2 separate regions of the Homo sapiens genome follow, and region 2 is linked to region 1. A link is a contact called in ENCODE Hi-C or POLR2A ChIA-PET data. All regions are on one chromosome and are shown on one strand. Each heading gives the region's core, a stretch centred on a gene start or an enhancer-like site at or near the end of the contact. The rest is flanking DNA. Distances are from core to core; before and after follow the strand shown.

What was found. Hi-C counts contacts between places; a loop is a spot of excess contacts on that map. ChIA-PET counts read pairs that join two places held with the same protein, here RNA polymerase II (POLR2A). Pooled maps may share reads with other maps.
Region 2: a map of CD8-positive, alpha-beta T cell shows a loop between it and region 1 (17-fold over the local background). The contact joins the promoter of ZNF26 here to the promoter of CHFR in region 1. A Hi-C loop is called at or near these places in 10 of 168 maps with a recorded cell type or tissue (B cell, CD4-positive, alpha-beta memory T cell, CD8-positive, alpha-beta T cell and 6 more), 25 of 37 single-sample maps with no recorded cell type and 26 of 50 pooled maps. POLR2A ChIA-PET finds 5 or more read pairs at or near these places in 12 of 52 experiments (AG04449, AG04450, B cell and 9 more).

Annotation. Positions count from the first base shown.
Region 1 is chr12:132,884,030-132,891,264 of GRCh38, forward strand. CHFR (checkpoint with forkhead and ring finger domains) reads right to left here and starts at 3,576. Exons shown (of 18, transcript NM_001161346.2): 1 at 3,518-3,576; 2 at 3,167-3,311. The coding sequence starts at 3,299. CHFR-DT (CHFR divergent transcript) reads left to right here and starts at 3,813. Exons shown (of 2, transcript NR_110919.1): 1 at 3,813-3,903; 2 at 4,091-4,542. RefSeq lists a silencer at 3,433-3,552 and enhancers at 3,623-4,032, 4,369-5,171, 5,172-5,972.
Region 2 is chr12:132,982,493-132,989,727 of GRCh38, forward strand. It overlaps ZNF26 (zinc finger protein 26), which reads left to right and starts at 3,875. Exons shown (of 4, transcript NM_019591.4): 1 at 3,875-4,381. The coding sequence starts at 4,349. LOC124903064 (a long non-coding RNA gene) reads left to right here. Exons shown (of 2, transcript XR_007063552.1): 2 at 484-1,218. RefSeq lists enhancers at 3,496-3,965, 4,221-4,720, 4,446-4,495.

The DNA.
Region 1 (7,235 bases), core at 2,326-4,825:
GAATCACTTTAACCTGGAAGATGCAGGTTGTAGTGAGTGAAGATCGCACCACTGCACTCCAGCCTGGGTGACAGAGTAAGACTCCGTCTCAAAAAATAAATATATCAGGCCGGGCACAGTGGCTCACGCCTGTAATCCCAGCACTTTGGGAAGCCGAGGCGGGTGGATCACCTGAGGTCAGGAGTTCAAGACCAGCCTGACGAACATGGAGAAACCCCGTCTCTACTAAAAATACAAAAAGTAGCTGAGCGTGGTAGCACATACTTGTAATCCCAGCTACTCGGGAGGCTGAGGCAGGAGAATTGCTTGAACCCGGGAGGTTGGAGGTTGAGCCAAGAAGGCACCACTGCACTACAGCCTGGGCAATAAGAGCAAAACTCCGTCTCAAAAAAAAAAATACATATATATATATAAAATAAATAAATAAAATAATCAAGTTCTACAACTGTTAGGAACTGAATGTTTGTAACTGAGTGTCTGTACCCCCCTAAAATTCATATATTTAAGTCCTAATCCCCAATGTGACTGTATTTGGAAATGGGGCCTGTGAGCTGATAAATGTTAAATGAGGTCACTAGGTGGGAATCAGATGTCACAGGGCTGGTGCCCTCTTAAGAGGAGGCAGAGAGAGCAAGCAGAGTCCCCCTCTCTGCCATGTGAGGACACAGCAAGAAAGTGGCCACCTGCAAGCCAAGAGAGCCCTCACCAGGAACCCAATCTGCCAACACCTTGATCTTGGACTTCCCAGCCTCCTGAACCATGAAAATAAATTTCTGGCCAGGCACAGTGGCTCACACCTGTAATCCTAGCACTTTGAGAGGCCGAGGCAGACAGATTGCTGGAGCTCAGGAGTTCGAGACCAGCCTGGGCAACACAGTGAAACCCCATCTCTACTAAAATAGAAAAAAATAAGCCAGGTGTGGTGGTACGTGCCTGTAGTCCCAGCTACTCGGGAGGCTGAGGCAGGAGAATCGCTTGAACCTGGAAGAGGGAAGTTGCAGTGAGCCGAGATCATGCCACTGCACTCCAGCCTGGGTGACAGAGCAGGACTCTATCTCAAAAATTAAAAAAATAAAATAAAATAAAAAATAAATTTCTGGCCGGGCGCGATAGCTCACGCCTGTAATCCCAGCACTTTGGGAGGCTGAGGCAGGCAGATCACGAGGTCAGGAGATTGAGACCATCCTGGCTAACATGGTGAAACCCCGTCTCTACTAAAAATACAAAATACCACTGCCAGGCGTGGTGGTGGGCGCCTGTAGTCCCAGCTACTCGGGAGGCTGAGGCAGAAGAATGGCAAGAACCCGGGAGGTGGAGCTTGCAGTGGGCCGAGATCGCGCCACTGCACTCCAGCCTGGGTGATAGAGTGAGACTCTGTCTCAAAAAATATATAAATAAATAAATAAATAAATAAATAAATAAATAAATTTCTGTTGCTTAAGCCACCCAGAATGTAGTATTTTGCTATGGTAGTATGAACAAACTAATACAATAATCTTAAAGTTTTTGCTGGCAACATTATTTATAAATTCACTAAAATCGTTCCTATTAAAAGATAAACTCAACGACATATTTTCTCTCCTTGTCTTAACATGTAATGTCCTACCATGTAATAACATGTATAACATGTTACAATAACAATGGCTAATGCTAAGTGCTAACGCTAAAGTTCCTTCTAAGCAGTCCGTGTATGATCTCATTAACTCCTCAGAGCAAATCTATGAAGTAGGTACATAGGCGCAGAAAGATGTCGTTAGCCCAGAGTAATGTGTTGACAGATTGGAAACCCACATAATTTGTCTCTAGGGCCTCTGCTCTTCACCAAACCTCCTAGTCTATCAAGTAAAGACAAAGGGAAAAATCTTCAAATACTTCCTCTTGTCTTAAAGGGATAATTTTGATATGTTATGATGATATCTAAATACTTTCAAAGTTGTAAAATAAACTTTGACTTGATACTGGAATGTAAGACTACCAAAACACCCCAAAAAACAAAACCAGGTCAGACACAGTGGTTCACACCTGTAATCCCAGCACTTTCGGAGGCCGAAGCAGGTGAATCACTTTAGTTCAGTTGTTCAAGACCAGCCTGGGCAATATGGCGAAAGCTCATCTCTACTAAAAATACAAAAATTAGCCAGGCATGGTGGCGCACGCCTGTAGTCCCAGCTACTCCGAGGCTGAGGCGGGAGAATCACTTGAACCGGGAGGCAGAGGGTGCAGTGAGCTGAGATCACACCACTGCACCCCAGTCTGGGCCACAGAGCAAGACTCTTATCTCAAAAAAACAAACAAAAAAACAAAAAAAACCAGGTGCAAGCACATTATAAGGGGTGAAATTAACCAAAAAAAAAAAAAAAATTGCTTCCAAACAGCAAATATTTCCCATCCTCGCTCCTTTTTAGAGTATAATGTCGGAGCTAATTCATTAATTTTCAGACAAACTAAACATTTTTGTTGACAGGACCAGCGCATTTCTCTCCCCATACAAAGGCTTCAGAGGAAATCAAACAACCAGATGGTCACTTGGGAGACTGGAGGCAGTGAATGTGGAGGCTGAGGGAACTTTCTCTCACCCGTTGTATGACTTTGTTCAAGTTTTTAGCTTTCCAGGTTTATTAAATAAATAAATATTCTAGGGGCTGGGACTTGAGATCTTTTTTAATATAAGCACTACAGCTATAAATTTCCCTCTGAGTACTGCCTTGGCTGCATCCTAAATACCTTTTGGTGTATTCTATTTTTGTTTCATTTGTCTCAAAACAAGGTCCCCGTTGTAAAGACTTATTTGACCCACCGGTTGCTTTAAGAGTGTGGTGTTTCATGTCCACATATCTGTGAATTTTCCACTTTTCCTTCTATTATTTTTAATTTCGTTCCATTACAGTCAGAAAAGATACTCTGTACGGCAACGAACGTGACAATATTGCATTCTGGAGAGTATATGAACACAACTAACTTATACAGTTGTAACGAAGGCTAAATGATGTGCGTGAATCATGCGCAAGAATCGGTGGGCAGAACACCGAATAAATACCAGTTCTTACATGACATTTCACTCCACGGAAAAATCTGGAGCGCACACTGCACCGCCGCCCGTGTGGCCTGCCCGCAACCCGGTGGCTCTGCCCGGCCCCGGCCCCCGGCCCCGGCCTCAGCCCCGCACCTCGTCTCCGCCCGATGGTCCACTCCCGCTTCCTCAGGAGGACGTGCGGCTCGCCCTCCTCCGCGCCCAGACGCAGGAGCCGTCCCCAGGGCTGCGGCGGCGGCGACTGCTTGCCTTCCTCGGGCCGCTCCATCGGGATTCACATCTGCGGAGACCCCGGAAACGCCCATGGAGACTCCCGACCCCAGAGGCCGAGACTCGGCGCCCGCCCCACCCCGCGGGCCCCGGCCCGGCCGCCCGCGCCCACGCAGCCCCGCAGCCCGGCCTGGACGCCGGCGGGCGCCCCCTCCCACGGCCGCAACCAGGTCCCCCTTCGCCGCCCGCCGCAGCCCCCTCGCCAGCCGCGCTTACCCCCGCCCCGCGCCGAACCCGGAACCGGCTGCGCCGCCGCCGCTGTCAAGAGACATTGCGGCTCCCTCAGCTGATCCGCGGGGCGGGGCCAGAGGCCTCTGCGCCCCGCGATTGGCTGGCGGCGGCGCTCACCAAGAGCGGCAGCTAAAGCGGAGCCGGGAGTGGCCCGCGAGAGTAGGCGCGTGGAGGGCGCTCGGCCATCTTTGATCCTGACCAGGCGACTTCGTCGCCTGCGGATCACGGAAGTGGCTGCGGTCGGCGCCATGTTATGTTGGGGCAGAAGGGACGGGGAACTTCCGGATTGGAAGCCCCAAGGATTCTGAGAGCCCCGCTAATCTGGGGATGACTCCTAGGAGTAGAAGACGGTCCATCTTAGTTGTCACGAGGTAGTGCACGTGGGGACCCTTTCGGGTACAGTTGCACACAGTGGATCACACAGATCCGAAGTCTGAGGCACAGGGCGCGGTCCGCGAGTGGGAGCGGCTGCTTGTGGGCAGGGTGGACGCGGGGCCACGTCTTGGCCGGCGTTTTGCGGGGTCTTCCTGTTCTGAACGCGCGTAACTTTTGCCTCAGTATCTCACTTCTTGGAATCCGGCGGCGTTCACGTGTGTGCTCCAGAGAAGGGCGCCAGAGGGTATTCCCTGAAAGTGAAAGGTCGGCGAAAGAGGAGTAAAGACGGCGAGACGCGTCCACGCAGGGGGAGTCTGTGCGGTTTGGAGGAACGCGCCAATGTCTGCACTCATGAGGAGCCCCCAAGGGCGGTTTTAAGAGGGTGAAGCAGGACCGGGCGCAGTGACTTACGCCTGTAATCTAAGTGCTTTGGAAGGCCTAGGCAGGAGGATCTCGAGCCCAGGAGTTCGAGATTAGCCTGAGACCTCATCGCTACCAAAATAAATAAAGTAGGCATCCATTTGTGTAAAACAAACCATATATACACACATATATACATATATAAACATTTGTATATATAGGTATAGGCATAGTTATCTATACCTTGTAAACCAAAAATAAAATTGTAAGCCTCCCCAACCAACTGAATGAACTGAGTCTCTCAACGCCAAAGTTAATCTGAAAAACCAGTTCAGTCCCTGATGGGAAGCAGGGTTTGGATATGTCCCATTATACTGTCCTCCCTTTGGAATTCAGGTATAACTGACCAGCGTCGACGTTAAAACAGACAACTTAAGGCTGACCAAACGGTCTGTAGCATTAAGATACATCACATGACAAATAGCAGGCCCTGGAAGAAAACGAAGTATTTTACCCTGACATGTATTTATTTAACATAGTTTTACGTAGCCCTGCAAAACTGTCTCCTGGGGGAAATCTACTTTGTAGAGAATCTCCTTCCTTTTCCACATCTTTTCCTGATCCAGGAGAGAATGTAAGACTCTGGCACCTTTTTAACTCTGATAAGAAAAGTTTACCATCTATTCTCTCTGAAGCCTGCTGCCTGGAGCGGCATCTGCATTAGAATGGCCAGAGTGGTGGTGCTCAAGCCTGTAATCCTAGCACTTTGGGAGGCCGAGGTGGGTGGATCGCTTGAGCCCAGGAATTCAGACCATCCTGGGCAACATGGGGAGACCCCGTCTTAGCTGGACATGATGACAGCACATGCCTATAGTCCCAGCTATTCAGGAGGCTGAGGTGGGCAGATTCCTTGAGCCCGGGAGGACAAGGCTGCGGTAAACCACAGTCTGTGCCACTGCAATCCAGCCTGGGCAACAGAGACCCTGTCAAAAAAAAAATAACAAAATAGAAACTTTGTCTCCCTTAGCTTAACCCAGACAATCCTTTCTATTGATTCCAGGTCTTTAGATAATAACAACTCTTTCAACCAAGTGCCAATCAGAAAATCTTTGAATCCATCTATGAACTTTCTCCCTAAAAGGTGTAAAACCGGCTGGGCGCAGTGGCTCACGTCTGTAATCCCAGCAGTTTGGGAGGCTGAGGCAGGTGGATCATGTCAGGCCTCTGAACCTAAGCTAAGCCATCGCATCCCCTGTGACCTGCATGTATATATATGCCTAGATGGCCTGAAGTAACTGAAGAATCACAAAAGAAGTGAAAATGGCCTGTTCCTGCCTTAGCTGATGACATTCCACTACAAAAGAAGTGAAAATGGCCGGTCCTTGCCTTAACTGATGACATTACCTTGTGAAATTCCTTCTCCTGGCTCATCCTGGCTCAAAAAGCTCCCTCATTGAGCACCTTGTGACCCCCACCCCTGCCCACCAGAGAACAACCCCCCTTTGACTGTAATTTTCGTTTACCTACTTAAATCTTATAAAACGGCCCCACTACCCCTATCTGCCCTTTGCTGACTCTCTTTTCGGACTCAGCCCGCCTACACCCAGGTGAGTAAAAAACTTTATTGCTCACACAAAGCCTGTTTGATCGTCTCTTCACATGGACGCGAGTGAAATTTGGTGCCGTGACTCGGATCGGGAGACCTCCCTTGGGAGATCAATCCCCTGTCCTACTCTTTGCTCCGTGAGAAAGATCCACCTACGACCTCAGGTCCTCAGACCAACCAGCCCAAGGAACATCTCACCAATTTTAAATCGGGTAATGGCCTCTTTTCACTCTCTTCTCCCACCTCTCTCACTATCCTTCAACCTCTTTCTCCTTTCAATCTTGGTGCCACACTTTAATCTCTCCCTACTCTTAATTTCAGTTCCTTTCCTTTTCTGGTAGAGACAAAGGAGACGCGTTTTATCCATGAACCCAAAATTCCGGCGCCGGTCATGGACTCGGGAAGACAGTCTTCCCTTGGTGTTTAATCGCGCAGGGACGCCTGCCTGATTATTCACCCACGTTTCAGAGGTGTCTGACCATGCAGGGACGCCTGCCTTGGTCCTTCACCCTTAGTGGCAAGTAATGCTTTTTTGGGGGGCAAGAACCCCCCAACCCCTTCTCTCCGTGTCTCTACCCCTTCTTCACTTTCCTGGGTGGCAAGCACCCCCCACCCCCTTCTCTCCATGTCTCTACCCTCTCTTTTCTCTGGGCTTGCCTCCTTCACTATGGGCAAACTTCCACCCTCCATTCCTCCCTCTTCTCCATTAGCCTGTGTTCTCAAAAACTTAAAACCTCTTCAACTCACACCTGACCTAAAACCTAAACGCCTTGTTTTCTTCTGCAACACCGCTTGGCCCCAATACAAACTTGACAATGGCTCTAAATAGCCAGAAAACGGCACTTTCAACTTCTCCATTCTACAAGACCTAAATAATTTTTGTCAAAAAATAGGCAAATGATCTGAGGTGCTTTACATCCAGGCATTTTTCACACTTCGTTCCCTCCCTAGTCTCTGTTCCCAATGCGATTCCTCCCAAATCCTCCTTCTCTCCCTCCTGCCTGTTCCCTCAGTCCCAACCCCAAGCGTCGCTGAGTCTTTCCAGTCTTCCTTTTCTACAGACCCATCTGACCTCTCCCCTCCTCCCCAGGCTGCTCGTCGCCAGGCCAAGCTAAGTCCCAATTCTTCCTCAGCCTCCGCTCCTCCACCCTATAATCTTTCTGTCACCTCCCCTCCTCACACCCGGTCCGGCTTACAGTTTAGTTCCTTGACTAGCTCTTCCCCACCTGCCCAACAATTTCCTCTTAGAGAGGTGGCTGGAGCTGAAGGCATAGTCAGGGTACATGTGCCTTTTTCTCTATCAGACCTCTCTCAGATCAGTCAACATTTAGGCTCTTTCTCATCAGACCCCACTAAACATAT
Region 2 (7,235 bases), core at 2,625-5,124, 99 kb after region 1:
CGAGTAGCTGGGACTACAGTCGCCTGCCACCATGCCTGGCTAATTTTTGTATTTTTAGTAGTGACGGGGTTTCACCATGTTAGCCAGGATGGTCTCGATCTCCTGACATCGTGATCCACCAGCCTCAGCCTCCCATAGTGCTGGGATTACAGGCATGAGCCACCGTGCCCGGCCACATTTTTACTTCTTTTATTAAATGTATTACTATTTTATTCTTTTTGATGCTGTGAAAGAAATTGTTTACTTAACTTCATTTTAAGATTATTCACTGCTAGTATATAGAAGTATAGTGTTTATATATTGATCTTGTACCCTTTGACCATGCTAACATCATTTATTAGTTTCAGTGGTTTTATTATTATTATTGATTCCTAGAAATTTTTTATATAGAGGATTATGTCATCTGTGAATAAAGCCAATTTTACTTTTTTTTCCAATCTGGATGCTTCCTTTTCTTTCTTTTCTTTTGCTTGATTGCACCAGCTAGAACATCCAGTACAACATTGAACAGAACCAACTAGAACATCCAGTGCAACGTTGAACAGTATTAGCCAGAACATCCAGTACAATGTTGAACAGAACCAACTAGAACATCCAGTTCAACGTGGAACAGAACCGGCTAGAACATCCAGTACAACGTGGAACAGAACCGACTAGAACATCCAGTGCAACGTGGATCAGAACCGGCTAGAACATCCAGTGCAACGTGGATCAGAACCGGCTAGAACATCCAGTGCAACGTGGAACAGAACTGGCTAGAACATCCAGTGCAACGTGGAACAGAACCGGCTAGAACATCCAGTGCAACTTTGAACAGAAGTGTTGAAAGCAGACACCCTTGCTTGTTTCCTATTATAGGGGAAAAACACTCAGTCTTTCACCATTCTGTAGGATGTTAGCTAGGGTTTTTAAAAAATGCCCATTATCAAGTTGAGGAAATTCCCTTTTATTCCTAGATTGTTGAGAGTTTTTGCCATGAATAGACGTTGGTTTTGCTAAATGCCTTTTGCTGCATCTATTGAAATAGTCACATAGTTTTTGTTTTTTATTATACTGATTTTCAGTGTTGAACCAATCTTTCATTCTTGGTATATATTCCATTTGGTCATTTTACAAAATCCTTTTTGTATGTTGCCAGATTCAGCTTACTAACATTTTTCTTAAACAGCTTTATTAAGTTATAAAGTGATATAGAATAAACTGCATGTATTTAAACAATTTGGTAAGTTTTCACATGAGTAACCACCTGCAAAACCAGTTTCAGGAGAAAAAGAGTTTTCTCAAGCCTTAAGAATTTTTGTGTCTATGTCTATGGTACTACACACCATAGGAATATTGGTGTGTAGCTCTGTTTTGTTTTTCCCTCGTGATGTCTTTGTCTAGCTCTGGTATGAGAATAATACTGGCTTCATAGAATAAGTTGGGAAGTATTCCCTCTCATCTATTTTCTGAAAGAATTTGTAAAGAATTATCCTTTCTTCTTTAAGTATTTGATGGAACTCACTAGTGGAGCCATCCATTCCCAGATTTTCTCTGTGGGAAAATTTTTAATTAATTAATTTCTTTTTTTGAGACAGGGTCTCATTGTGTTGCCCAGACTGGAACGCAGTGGTGGGATCATGGCTCACTGCAGCCTCAACCTCTCAGGATCAAGCATTTCTCCTGCCTCAGCCTCCCAAGTAGCTGGGATTACAGGTGTATGCCACCACACCTGGCTAATTTTTTTAATTTTTAATTATTATGAGTACATAGTAGGTGTATACATTTATGGATTACATGAGATATTTTGATATAGAATGCATATTATAATGCAATGATTATTATGCAATGCATAAAAATCACATCAGGGAAAATGGGGTACCCTTAAGCATTTATCCTTTGTGTTACAAGCAATCCAATTATACTTTTAGTTATGTTAAAATGTACAATTAAATTATTTTTGAGTATATCCTGTTGTGCTAGAAAATACTAGGTCTTATTCTAACTATTTTTTCTGCCAAATGACTATTTCCATCCCCCACAGTGTCCCACTACCCTCCCAGCTGCTGGTAACCATCTTTCTACTCTCTATCACCATGAGTTCAATTGTTTTAATTTTTGGCTCTCACAAATAAGTGAGAATATGTGAAGTTTGTCTTCTCTGCCTCGCTTATTTCACTTAATATAATGATCTCCAGTTCCATCCATGTTGTTGCAAATGACAGGATCTCATTCTTTTTTATGGCTTCCTAGTACTCCATTGTGTATATGTACCACATTTTCTTTATTCATTAACCTGTTGATTGACACTTCGGTTACTTCCAAATCTTGGCTATTGTGAATAGTGCTGCAGTCAACAAGGGAGTGCAGACAGCTCTTGGATATACTGATTTTCTTTCTTTCGGGTATATACCTAGGAGTGGGATAGCTGCATTGTATGGTAGCTCTATTTTTATTTTTTTGAGGAACCTCCAAACTGTTCTCCATAGTGGTTGTACTAATTTACATTCCCACCAAGAATGTACCAGGGTTCCCTTTTCCCCATATCCTCACCAGCATTTATTATTGCTTGTCTTTTGGATAAAAGCCATTTTAACTGGGGTGAGATAATATCTCGTTGTAGTTTTGATTTGCATTTCTCTGATGATCAATTATATTGTGTACCTTTTCATATACCTGTTTGCCATTTGTATGTCTTCTTTTGAGAAATGTCTATTCAGATGTTTGGCACTTTTTTTTTTTTTTTTTTTTTGAGACAGGGTTTCACTCCTGTCATCGAGGCTGGAGTGCAATGGTGCAATCTCGGCTCACTGCAACCTCCACCTCACGGGCTCAAGCAATTCTGCTGCCTTAGCCCCCCAAGTAGCTGAGACTACAGATGCATGCCACCACATCCGGCTTACTTTTGATATGTTTTGTAGAGACGAGGTTTCACCATGTTGCCCAGGCTAGTCTCCAACTCCTGGGCTCATGCGATCCACCCACCTCAGCCCTCCAAAATGCTGGGATTACAGACGTGAGCCATCGTGCCTGGCCATTTTGCACATTTTTAAATCTCAAAAGGCCAATCTACAATAGTGGTGTTATCTGTAGGAGTAACTGGGGAAGTTGCGTGTCTTGTGACCAATCCACATCTTAGCAGAATTCAGGCTCCTCTCCTCCCGCTAGCTTGGTGGTCTCTCATAGGTTTTACAAAGGCAGTTGGGTTTTGGAAAAGGGCTATCATTTGAACTATAACCTAAATGTCTTCCAAAGTTAGCTTGGCCTAAGCCCAGGAATAATGAAGGCATCTTGACAGCCAAAGGCGCGCAGAGTTGGGGGTTTGGTTAGATTAGACCTCCCCCACTGCTATAATTTTCTCACTGATATAATTTTTGCAAAGGCAGTTTCATTACTGGTGTGGTTCTATTTATTTGTTTTTCACATCTACTATAGTTTCTCCTTTATGAAGTTGGTTACTGTATTATTTGGTGCACTGATATTCAAAACTGTTATTTAACCCTATGAACTGCAGCTTTTAGCTTTACAAAGCGTCCTTTTTTGCTGTGCCTTCTGGTCTGAACCCTATCTTGTTTGATATCAAAACCTCAGCACGCCTGCGTCTCTGCTGGGGTCGGACTCTGAGTCAGTTCTACAGGCCCTGGGAAACTGGGCGTCCAGGCTCCGAGGATGGTACTGAACCTGGCGCAGCCGTGGGAGGGTGAACCAGGTGCCGCTGGCGGAGCCCCCTCCCAGCCTTCCTTTCCCGTCAGGCTGTGCCCCTCTCTAGATCCGCGGCAGCTGGAAGCCAGGCCTGTAACGAGGGAGCCTTCTCCGAGGATTGTGGGAGATGTAGTTTTTCCGGCGCCTTCGCGTCCTGGCGCATCGACGCAGGACGCACTTCCGCATGCGCCGCACTCCCGGCCTTAGTCGGGTGCGCGCGTGCAGGGCTGTTTCCGGCTTAGACTCAGTGGACCGGAATCTGGCCAGCGGGTGTACCTGGCTGAGTCTCTGTGGCCGCGGAGGCGCGGAGCTAAGCGGCTCGGATTATCCTGGGCAGACCAGAGACTTGACCAGCTAAACACTTCCGTCGGTCCGGGGCGTGGACGGGGCCAGATCAGCCTCCTGCTCTCCCGAGTCAGGGCCACGGAAAGGCACAAATCCATCCGTGCGACTCCTGGTACCCAGACCGGGAGGTTGTCTAGTCACGCGCGGTCTGTGTTGGGCGAGAGCTGAGGAGCCGGCGTCCCTGCCAACGACTCGGCCCCGGGACGGTCAGGAGCCTGGGGCCCTGGTCCCGCACCTGTCTTCGGGCGGACGCATCCCTCACGGTCTCTCCGCAGCCCGCGGGTCCTGCCCCCGCAGGCAGCGCGCGAACGTGGGCGTGGGGATGGCCACCAGTTTCCGGACAGCTTCGTGCTGGGTAAGTAGAGACTTTCCGTGTTTAAAATTCGACTGGATACTGAGGGTGGCCACGTTAATCTCTTCAGGGTTACTCCGGGAACTGAACTCACATTCAGCTGTAATTGTGTGCGTAGTTTACTAGACTACCCTCCCCACCAAACCAAAGCGCCTCTGAAGCTCGCCCAAGCTCTGGCCCTGCAGAAACGTGCCTGTGGTATTCTGTGACGGGCAGTTATACTGCACTTCATGGCCAGCTGCGGGCCCTGAAGTCTGAGGATCCTCCATCATTTCATGTTTTCTACACAAAGTTGTCTTATGGAGACCCTTAGAACTTAGCTGGAGAAATGATCAGTTCCTCCTTTTTCGTTTGGCCAAATGCTTGTTTATGGAGTGTCCTTTTGTCTGCTGGACTCTAAGGCTGGTGCTGGCAATGCAGAGATAAATTATGTATGTTCCTAATTTTAGAGGAGCTTTGGTTTGGTGGAGAGGGTAGTCTAGTGAACTATGGACGCAATTACAGGTGAATGAATAGGGAGAAAAGGCTAGGAGCGGAGCTCGAGAGTCCGAAAGGTAAGGGGCGGGCCAGTGGATCATCGGGACTTTATGAATTATTGATGGAGTGAACCAGAGGGGAGTCTTTACAAGTGATTTGATTGCCAAATCCTTTGCCCTCGGTGAGTGGTGTTGACGACGTTGCCGGATGTGGTGCTCTACCATTGAGCTATACAGCCGGAGACTAGGAATGCTATTGGAAGAGGGACCCTGGGAATGACTTTCGCAGGTGTTGAATATCCAATGCCTGTATTTCAGCCTGTAACTCACATGGGAGGTCTAAACTGGAAATACATAAAGACACCTTATTGTATTCGTGGAAGCTCAGAGTGTGACCAACTGGAACCCTCAAGAGGACCGAGGTGAGGACTCAGGTTAATGAAAGGAAAGGACACACGGTGGAGAAAGGCTGTTGTGCTAAAGAAACGAGAGAAAGTTAGGAGTGGATTTCTCCCCCTGTGAGTTTGTTCCTTTGTCAGAGATCAGTTGACTATATTTATATGGGTCTATTTCTGGGCTCTTTATTGAGTTCTATTGATCTATTTGTTGTTTCACTAATACCACACTGCCACACTGTCTTGATTTTTGTAGCTTTGTAATAAGTCTTTTTTTATTTTTTTGAGACGGAGTCTCGCTCTGTCGCCCAGGCTGGAGTGCAGTGGCGCGATCTCGGCTCACTGCAACCTCTGCCTCCCGGGTTCGAGCGATTCTTGAGCCTCAGCCTCCCGAGTAGCTGGGATTACAGGCACATGCCACCCAGTCCGGGTAATTTTTGTATATTTTGTAGCGATGGAGTTTAGCCATGTTGCCCAGGCTGGTCTTTATAGTAAATCTTTTGTTTTTTTTTCAAGGCAGGATCTCACTCTGTTGCCCAGGTTGGAGTGCAGTGGAACAGTCACAACTCACTGCAGCCTCGAACTCCCGGGCTCAAGGGATCCTCCACCTCAGCCTCCTGAGTAGCTGGGATTACAGGCATATGCCACCACATCAGGCTAATTAAAAATTTTTTTTTTTTTTTGTACAGATAGGGTCTCACTGTGTTGCCCTGGCTGGCCTGCAACTCTTGGCCTCAAGCACTTCTTCCTCCTTGGCCTCCCAAAGCATTGGTGGGATAACAGGTGTGAGCCACCATGCCCAGCCTATAAGTCTTGAAGTCAGGTTCATTCTCCCAAATGTATTCTTCTGCTTCCGTATCCTGTTAGCTAATCTAAGTCTTTTGTCTGTCTGAACTTTATAATCAGTTTGTCAACATCTGCAAAATAACTTGCTGGGATTTTAACTGACAGTGCATTCAATCTGTAGATCAAGTTGGGAAGAGCTGAAGTCTTGAATATTGAGTCTTCCTATCCATGAACATGTTATATCTCTCTATCTAGTTCTTAGTTTTCATTCAGCAGTGTTTGGTAGTTTTTCTCATATAGATTTTATATAGTATCATTATATATTTTGTTAGACTTACACCTAAGTATTTAATTTTTGTGGGTGCTACTGTAAATGGTATTGTGTTTTTTATTTCAAATTCAGCTTACACCTGTGTACAGGAAAGGGGTTGACTTTTGTATATTAACTTTGTATCCTGCAACCTTGGTATAATCATGTAGTTCCAGGAGTCTTTCGGTGAATTTTTTTTTTTTTTTTTTTTTTTTTTTTGAGACAGAGTCTCGCTGTTGGCCAGGCTGGAGTGCAGTGGCACAATCTCGGCTCACTGCAACCTCCACCTCCTGGGTTCAAGCGATTCTCCTGCCTGAGCCTCCTGAGTAGCTGGTACTACAGGCATGTGCCACCACGCCCATCTAATTTTTTTGTATTTTTAGTAGAAATGGAGTTTCACTGTGTTAGCAGGATGGTCTCGATCTCCTGACCTCGTGATCAGCCCACCTCGGCCTCCTAAAGTGCTAGGATTACAGCCATGAGCCACCGTGCCGGGTCTGGTGAATTCTTTTGGACTTTGCACAATTATGCCATCTGTGAACAAAGTTTTATTCCTTCCTTCACAGTCATTATACATTTTACAGGTTAAGTATCTTTTATTCAAAATGCTTAAGACCAGAATTGTTTTGGATTTTGGATTTTTTCAGATCTTGGACTATTTACATATACATAAGATATCTTGGGGATGGGACCCAAGTCTAAACACAGAATTTGTTTATGTTTCATATATACTTTATACGTACAGCCTGAAGGTAATTTTATACAGTATTTTAAATAATTTTGTGTGTGAAACAAAGGTTGTATTAAGTTAATGTGTGGGATTTTCCACGTGTGAGGACTCAAAACGTTTTGAATTTTGGAGCATTTAGATTTCAGGTTTTTGGAACAGG